3 separate regions of the Homo sapiens genome follow, and all the other regions are linked to region 3. A link is an interaction called in ENCODE POLR2A ChIA-PET data of the cell type or tissue named here. Cell type or tissue: MCF 10A. All regions are shown on one strand.

Region 1 (2,500 bases), 140 kb after region 3:
TGGCATCAAAGGCTGCAGCCAGCCTATCTTAGGCCTGGCCAGGTGATTCATGCACCACCACCAAATGAGCAAGAATGTTCCTATGTTAGATGTAAAACAGTGAGTGTAACCCACAACCATGTCTAATGTAGCAGGGCCTGTTAGGCAAGGAAGCACCCTTGTGCACTGCATTTTTGTCTAACCTCCTTGGAGCTTGCATAAGCACAAGCACATAAGTTCCCAATTGAACAAAACTTAATAGCTTGGTTTCTTCCTAATGCTACAAGGGCTCGGGTCTCCCTTTCACAGCTGTAACCAATAACTCCCCAGTAGAACATTAACCGTTTTCCTTGCTCAGTGCCTACATCAACACTGCTGGAAACTGGGCATCAGGGGAAAGGGGTGAGGGAGCACTTTTGGGGCCCACACCCCTCTTCAGACCTCTGAGTTCACTTTCAAGCTCACTTTCTTACTGTAGATTCTCGACTGCTTCCCAGCTTGGGAATCTTCATGGCTGGTCTGTGCAGTTCCATTTCATCCCCAGCATCACGTGTGGACCAAACCGGGCCTGGCGTTCATATTTAAAGATAACCCGTTCTCACCTGCAATCCCAGCACTTTGGGAGGCCAAGGCAAGCGGATCACCTGAGGTCAGGAGTTCAAGTCCAGCCTGACCAACATGGTGAAACCCCATCTCTACTAAAAATACAAAAATTAGCCGGGCACGGTGTCTTGCCTCCTTTGGGAGGCCGAGGTGGGTGGATCATGAGGTCAGGATTTCGAGACCAGCCGGACCAACATGGTGAAACCACGTCTCTACTAAAAATACAAAAATTAGCCGGGCGTGGTGGCACATGCCTGTAATCCCAGCTACTCAAGAGGCTGAGGCAGGAGAATCGCTTGAACCCAGGAGGCAGAGGTTGCAATGAGCCGAGATCACACCACTGCACTCTAGCCTGGGTGACAGGGCGAGACTCCGTCTCAAAAAAAAACCAAAAAACAAAAACAAAAGAAACCCGTTAACCCACTTGTCAGAATCTGCTCTCCTCGTCTCACCTGGTGCACTTTTTTGGGTTCCTTTCTTATTATATGAGGTTATAACGATCACCTCCTAAACTTAGTTGAACATATGGAGACTGTATTTGAAGGCCCTTTCCAGGAAGCTTTAGAAACTGACCCATCCTTACGGTCAGGATTACATCATTCTCTGTCTTTTCATGAAGAACTGCCCAAGAATTTGTCTTTTGTGTTTTCTCCTCTCCAGGTACAACTAATTAAGATCATTTCCCTCTTTCCTCAGTTTCTCAGTTGGAAAACAGAATCTGTGAACAGTAGCCTTCCTGAAAATTCAAAATCCATGTGATGATAACTAACAGTTTCTTTTCTAGGAAATGAACTGAGTGCATGGAATGTATCTGTTATGGATACAACGCTGTCTTTTCTCATTCTTCTAAGTGGAGAATGTAGTATCCAAGGGTTAAATGGAACTACTTCAACTCTTAAAACCAAAAACATAAAAACTCTGCCAGGAGATTAGGAACTTTGCCCACATAGATCAGATAGAATTTTGCTCGCGATCCCAGGACCCCATTGCCGGCTCTGTTCTCTGAGCTCACCTATGCACACCCAGGGAAGGGGTGGCACATATTCTCCTTACAGTCAGGAGGCCTAGGTTCAAGGCCTGGCTTTGCTTCCTCCTGGCTGCAGGCTGTGGACAAATCGTGTCCCTTCTTCAGGCCTTGGTTTCCTCAGCCACAAAATGCCAGGTAATCCCAGCTACTCAGGAAGCTGAGGCAGGAGAATCGCTTGAACCCGGGAGGTGGAGGTTGCAGTGAGCCAAGATCATGCCACTGCACTCCAGCCTGGGTGACAGAGTGAGACTCTGTCTCAAAAAAAAAAAAAAAAAAAAAAAAAGCCAGGTTGGATTAGGTGATCTCATGTCCTTTCGGTGCTAATATGTTGTGATGGTTAAGTGGACACTAACAACTGCCAATCCTGACTTTACATTGCAGGGACAGTGTTTGAGGGCAGTTACAGAGGATCAGAAGAAACCGGGCAGGAGCTTGACTCTGACATCCAAAAGTAACCCCCGCTTGTAACGATGGACTATGGCATTGGGGATAATTAGCCATCTTCTTAGACCGGCTTGTGTCTAAGCAGCTGCTTGTAGTGGGGCAGCGTAGGCAGGTTTTTAGCCAAGCGCTTCAGTAGATTCTCCCAGTCTGGATAGGGGAGCTTGAGGGGCCTCTAAGCAGAAGTCTGGAGACCATCTCCCAGCTTAGGACGTCAAGATCAAAGCCCAAATGCAGCGTTGCCACTGCTCTTCCTCCACGGTTTGCCCAGAGCTGGTGCTTCCACAAGCCCAGGTTGGGACCAGCTTTCTCCTCTGAGTGAGACTCTGTGGCAGTCCAAGGAAAACCTGTCCATCTGGAGGCTGATTATAGAAGCTTGGCCAGAATTCTCCTCCCCTCCCTTTCACTTCCCAAAGACACAGGCAGCAAGTGCGGCTGCTTCCCAAGGAG
Region 2 (2,500 bases), 100 kb after region 3:
ACTTGGGTTCTGGGCTTTATTCCATATGATCCCCAGTAAGCCATTTCAGCCCCAGGACTTCACTTTCCCCATCTGTAACCTGGAGGAGGGGTTGTCTAGACCAGTGTTTCTCAAACTACGGCTTGGGATCACCCACATCAGGATCACCTGGAATACTTCCCCAAAATGCAGATTTCTAGGCCTTGGGCTAGACCTGGGAAAGGGAGGGAGCCTGAAAAACCTGTATTCTTAACGCACTCCCCAAGTGATTCTTAGCTGCACTCTATCAGAGAATCACTGACCCATGGTTCCCAAGACCTGTCTATCCAGAGAGAGGAAGCTTGCCCCACCTCTTCTGCTGGCCTCTCAGGTATGATAGAAACACAGATCACATCTCTACGGGGTCCTCTATCCCTATCTCTCTGTTACAGCCCTCCTGGGCAGAATGAGATGGCGACAGGGAACAGAGACATTGTGTGAAGGTGTGGGAGGACAAATTTTTTTTTTTTTTTTGGAGTCTCATTCTCACCCAGGGTGGAGTGCAGTGGCGTGATCTTGGCTCACTGCAACCTCTGCTTCCTGGGTCCAAGGGATTCTCCTGCCTCAGCCTCCCAAGTAGCTGGGATTACAGGGGTGTGCCATCACGCCCGGCTAATTTCTGTATTTTTATTAGAGATGGGGTTTCACCATGATGGCCAGGCTGGTCTCGAACTCCTGATCTCAAGTGTTCTGCCCACCTCGGCCTCTCAAAGTGTTGGGATTACAGGTGTGAGCCACCATGACTGGCTGGGAAGAGAATCTTAACTGCCTCTTCATCATGACGTGGTGTTCGCCAAGGGCGGGCTTCTCAGTGCAGCCACACTGACCTGTCCAGAAGCATTTCTCCCTGACCACTAGCTCTGGCCAGCCCTCTGTCCCTCCTACCCTGCATAATTAGAGCAGCTCTTTGCTGAGGAAGCAGAGGGCAGAGTCTAATGATGCATGGACATGCATGGGGTAAGCACAAAGGCAAGTCTGGTTTTTATTAGTGACATGGGCATGTGTGATGTGGAGTCAGCCCTCAGAGGGGACGTGCAGGAGAGGACAGATGGAAGACAGCTAAGGAGGCAAACTCCTCCTGAGGTCTTGGCTAGCTCCTCCTTAGGTCCTGGCTGGCAGCTGGCACCTGTGCTCAGGGCTGCACAGGTAGACAGAGGGCCCAGCATAAGTGCTGGAGGGAAACGGCTTCCAAGCAATAAGGGCCGCACTGAATGGGGCAAGTCCAACCAAAGGCTCCGTGCTGGGCATGGTGGCTCATGTGCAGAACTCAGCTTCTTTGCACGTACACTGCTGAGTCATTCTCCAGGGGCCTCCCACTGTCTGGCACACATGGTAGGACTTTTAGAAGTACAAAAAAGGGAGTTCTACCCCTACATCCTCATAGCTGAGTCACCAGGCTGACTGCATGGATGGCTCCTCCCTGGAGAGAGGAGGACCATCTGACTGCCAAGATGGGGCCAGCGCCACCTCTTTGAGCCCCTCCTAGGGTGCTGAAACAGCAGCTGAATGGCTGCTGGGCTTAGCATGGCTGAGGTGGCATCATGAGAGAGAGGCTGGGGATGATGTGACATGGACCTTCCCCGCCGGAAATCAGTCCCGCATCAATCCCGCTGAGCCCGGCAGCTTCACTTGCTGTGAACTGAGGACAGCTGCAGGTCAGGTTGTCATGTGAGCTAAGGACAAACTCCAGCCTGCTAAGGTATCAGAATATGTGCCCTGTGGGGGATGAAGATGACCGGAAGGAGGCAGGAAGGGTTGTGGGCACGTTCAGGTCCTTGGTGTGGGTGCTGCAGTCAGTTTTTGAGCATTCATCCAGCTGTTTGCTTATGGTCTACACACTTTTCGGTATATATTTCATATTCAATAAAAGAGTTACAAAGTTCCAGCTGGCTGGGAGATTCATCCTTACTCTGATAGCTTTTTTAGTCCTTCCCCAAGAAAAAACCAAACCAAACCAAAACAAAACAAAAAACCCAAAAACAAAACAAAAAAAACCCTAGTGTGTTCAAAACAACAGAGCAACCAGAAAGAATGACTGTATTGGAGCTAGACCCGAGAGCACATCATGTTAGCTGAGAATGGGCGTGGTGTTTCATCCCTGATGATATCAGATATTGGCTTGCTGCTTCTTGGATGTGAGCTGGTTGAGAAATAGATGAAAACCCCTGTTTGCTCAAGATCTGCAAAGTCTTAAACGCGATGGGATGGCAGAAGAACATGGATGACAAGCCTTCCTCCTGGAGGGTGCGCCAACCCCTATCACAGCCCCACAGGGCACCCGCGAGGCCAGCCCCTCCATCCTGTTCAGGAAACCTTGGAAAGAAGGTGGCCTGGCACGGGGGTGCCAGGTGGCTGGCTGTGGCTGTGGCCGCACATGCTTACAGGTCAGCCTGCCCAGTTCTCTGTTGCGGCAGGCCAGCCCTCGTGGCCCTCGGCTCTGGCAGGACTCGGTGTGAGCCGGGCAGTGCTGTGCATTCCTTTT
Region 3 (2,500 bases):
AGCCTGGAGTGCAGTGGCACAATCTCGGCTCACTGCAACCTCCGTCTCCCTGGTTCAAGCGCTTCTCCTGCCTCAGCCTCCCACGTAGCTGGGATTACAGGTGCCTGCCACCACACCTGGCTAATTTTGTATTTTTAGTAGAGACAGGATATCACCTTGTTGACTAGGCTGGTCTTGAACTCCTAACCTGAAGTGATCCACCAGCCTCGGACTCCCAAAGTGCTGGGATCATAGGTGTGAGCCACCACGACTGGCCTTTTTTTTTTTTTTTTTTTTTTTTTGAGACAAGGTCTCGCTGTGTTGCCCAGGCTGGAGCGCGCAGTGGTGCGATCTAGGCTCACTGCAACCTCCGCCTCCTGGGTTCTAGTGATTCTCCTGCCTCAGCCTCCCAAATAGCTGGGATTACAGATGCACACCACCATGCCCAGCTAATTTTTGTATTTTTAGTAGAGATGGGGTTTCACGTTGTTGGCCAGGTTGGTCTCTAATTCCTGACCTCAAGTGATCAGTCCACCTTGGCCTCCCAAAGTGCTGGGATTGTAGGCATGAGCCACTGCAACCAGCCTGGATAATCACTCTTTTTTTTTAGACAGAGTCTCACTCTGTCGCCTGGGCTGGAATGCAGTGGCAGCTTCTTGGCTCACTGCAATCTCCACCTCCCGGGTTCAAGCAATTTTCCTGCCTCAGCCTCCCGAGTAGCTGGGATTACAGGCATGCGCCACTATGCCCAGCTGATTTTTTGTATTTCTACTAGAGACAGGTTTTCACCATGTTGGCCAGGCTGGTCTCGAACTCCTGACCTCATGATTCGCTCACCTCAGCCTCCCAAAGTGCTGGGATTACAGGCGTGAGCCACCGCCCCTGGCCCCGAATAGTCACCCTTATGTGAGCAAACATGAAACTGCCTTTCCATCCGGCTCCTGGCCACAGCCTGATCCCAGTGCTGGTGAGGAGAGGGAGGGTCTCCACCTGCTTCAGTCAGAAGTCCACTGAAGAGACAGTATCCCCATGGGTGCTCTACAAAGTGTCCTAGAGCAGCATTCAACCTGGCTCCCACCATGGAGGACACCAGAGGGGGCAGCCACATCGGTGCTGGTGTTGGTGTGGGCGGGAGGACTAGCTATCCCTCCTTCCAGAGCTCCTTCAGTGCTGGCTCAGCCGAGTGACCACCCAGGCTGCCTGAAGGTTCTTGCCTTTCCAGACCCCCAGCACCTAGCTAATGTCTCTGCTTCCTTTTGAGGGTCCCTTCCCATGTCCTCCCTGCTCCTGGTCTTCCAGCTGCTTAGGGAGAAGCCATTCTGCTGAATTCCAATCCAGAACTTGCTTTCTCACTCACCACTATTTAAGAGACAAATGTAAATCTCCTCCCCTCTGACCTCATGCTCAATAAGTCATTGATTCCAGCCTAACATTTTCTTTCACTGACTCAGTGAGGACAGATGACGTCTCTCATTGATGGCTCCTCCCTCATCTATCCCTGGTCTGTCATGGTTATCACATGATGAACTCTAGGAAAATAGTCATTGAGGAAAAATGGATGGCAGAGAGCGAGGAAAAAGAGACCTTCTTAACATTTGTTCACAAGCCAGACTATGTCGGCTAAAAGCACACCCACTAGCCCTTTGCTTGCTAGCACTTTAGACATCTGGATTTTCTGGAGGGAGCTGTTGCAGGAAGATAGATGTAAAAAAGTTAGGGCTTTTCAGATGGCAGTGGAAAAGGAAAGGCCAAGAGGCCAGTCTCAAGCCCCCTGCCCTCCTTCTAGCTAAAGCTAAAAGTGCCTATCACGCTGAAATGACACAGCGGAAGAAATGGCAGTGACCTTGCCTTCCTGGTTTCTGCATGAAGAGCTTCTACCCATACTTCTGGGAAGCTTTGCCCATCCCCCACAAGGAGATGTTAGGACTCCCTCCTTTGTGCTCCTCAAGGGGTTGTGCCAAGGCTCCATGCGATGTCAGGCGTGGAAGAGCAGAATGCTTCGCACAGGGCCCTTCCTCTCTCCCCTGCGGGAATGCTTCCCATGAGGGTCGCTGGACATCATGTGGGTATGTGAATTGACAGTCTAAGCTACGAAACACCGTGTTAAAAATAATACTTATCTGGCTGTGTAGTCAGTTGCTTGTACCTATACCTGAGCTGTGAGCTCTTTGAAAACAAGAATATTTTATTTATTTAATTTTATTTTTAAAAAGGAGGCTGGGCACAGTGGCTCACGCCTGTAATCCCAGCATTTTGGGAGGCCAAGGCGGGCGGATCACGAGGTCAAGAGATCCAGACCATCCTGGCCAACACGGTGAAACCCCGTCTCTACTAAAAATACAAAAATTAGCTGGGAGTGGTGGTGTGTGCTACTCAGGAGGCTGAGGCAGCAGAATCACTTGAACCCGGGAAGCGGAGGTTGCAGTGAGCCCAGATCGTGCCACTGCACTCTAGCCTGGGTGACAAAAGCAAAACTCTGTCTCAAAAAAAAAAAAAAAAAAAAAAAGGAGCGTCAACACCT

What was found. ChIA-PET counts read pairs that join two places held together with the same protein. Peaks named below come from ENCODE experiments on the same cell type or tissue, not always from the same donor. Only the 100,000 strongest peaks of a DNase experiment are listed, where the experiment ranks them.
Region 1: POLR2A ChIA-PET joins it to region 3 with 5 read pairs; 2 of 35 experiments call an interaction of 5 or more read pairs at or near these places.
Region 2: POLR2A ChIA-PET joins it to region 3 with 5 read pairs; 1 of 35 experiments calls an interaction of 5 or more read pairs at or near these places.

Annotation. Positions count from the first base shown.
Region 1 is chr15:63,335,936-63,338,435 of GRCh38, reverse strand. All of the region lies in intron 8 of CA12 (carbonic anhydrase 12), which reads left to right. The region is part of intron 1 of LOC124903506 (a long non-coding RNA gene); the gene reads right to left. Among named protein-coding and RNA genes, the nearest start is that of CA12, 45 kb to the left of the region's middle. RefSeq lists an enhancer at 1-207. In MCF 10A, no CTCF peak of the experiment used is centred here; no DNase peak of the experiment used is centred here.
Region 2 is chr15:63,371,350-63,373,849 of GRCh38, reverse strand. The region is part of intron 2 of CA12 (carbonic anhydrase 12); the gene reads left to right. Among named protein-coding and RNA genes, the nearest start is that of CA12, 9.2 kb to the left of the region's middle. In MCF 10A, no CTCF peak of the experiment used is centred here; DNase peaks (open chromatin) are centred at 1,339 and 2,139.
Region 3 is chr15:63,475,302-63,477,801 of GRCh38, reverse strand. No RefSeq gene overlaps it. Among named protein-coding and RNA genes, the nearest start is that of USP3, 28 kb to the left of the region's middle. RefSeq lists an enhancer at 2,404-2,500. In MCF 10A, no CTCF peak of the experiment used is centred here; a DNase peak (open chromatin) is centred at 1,411.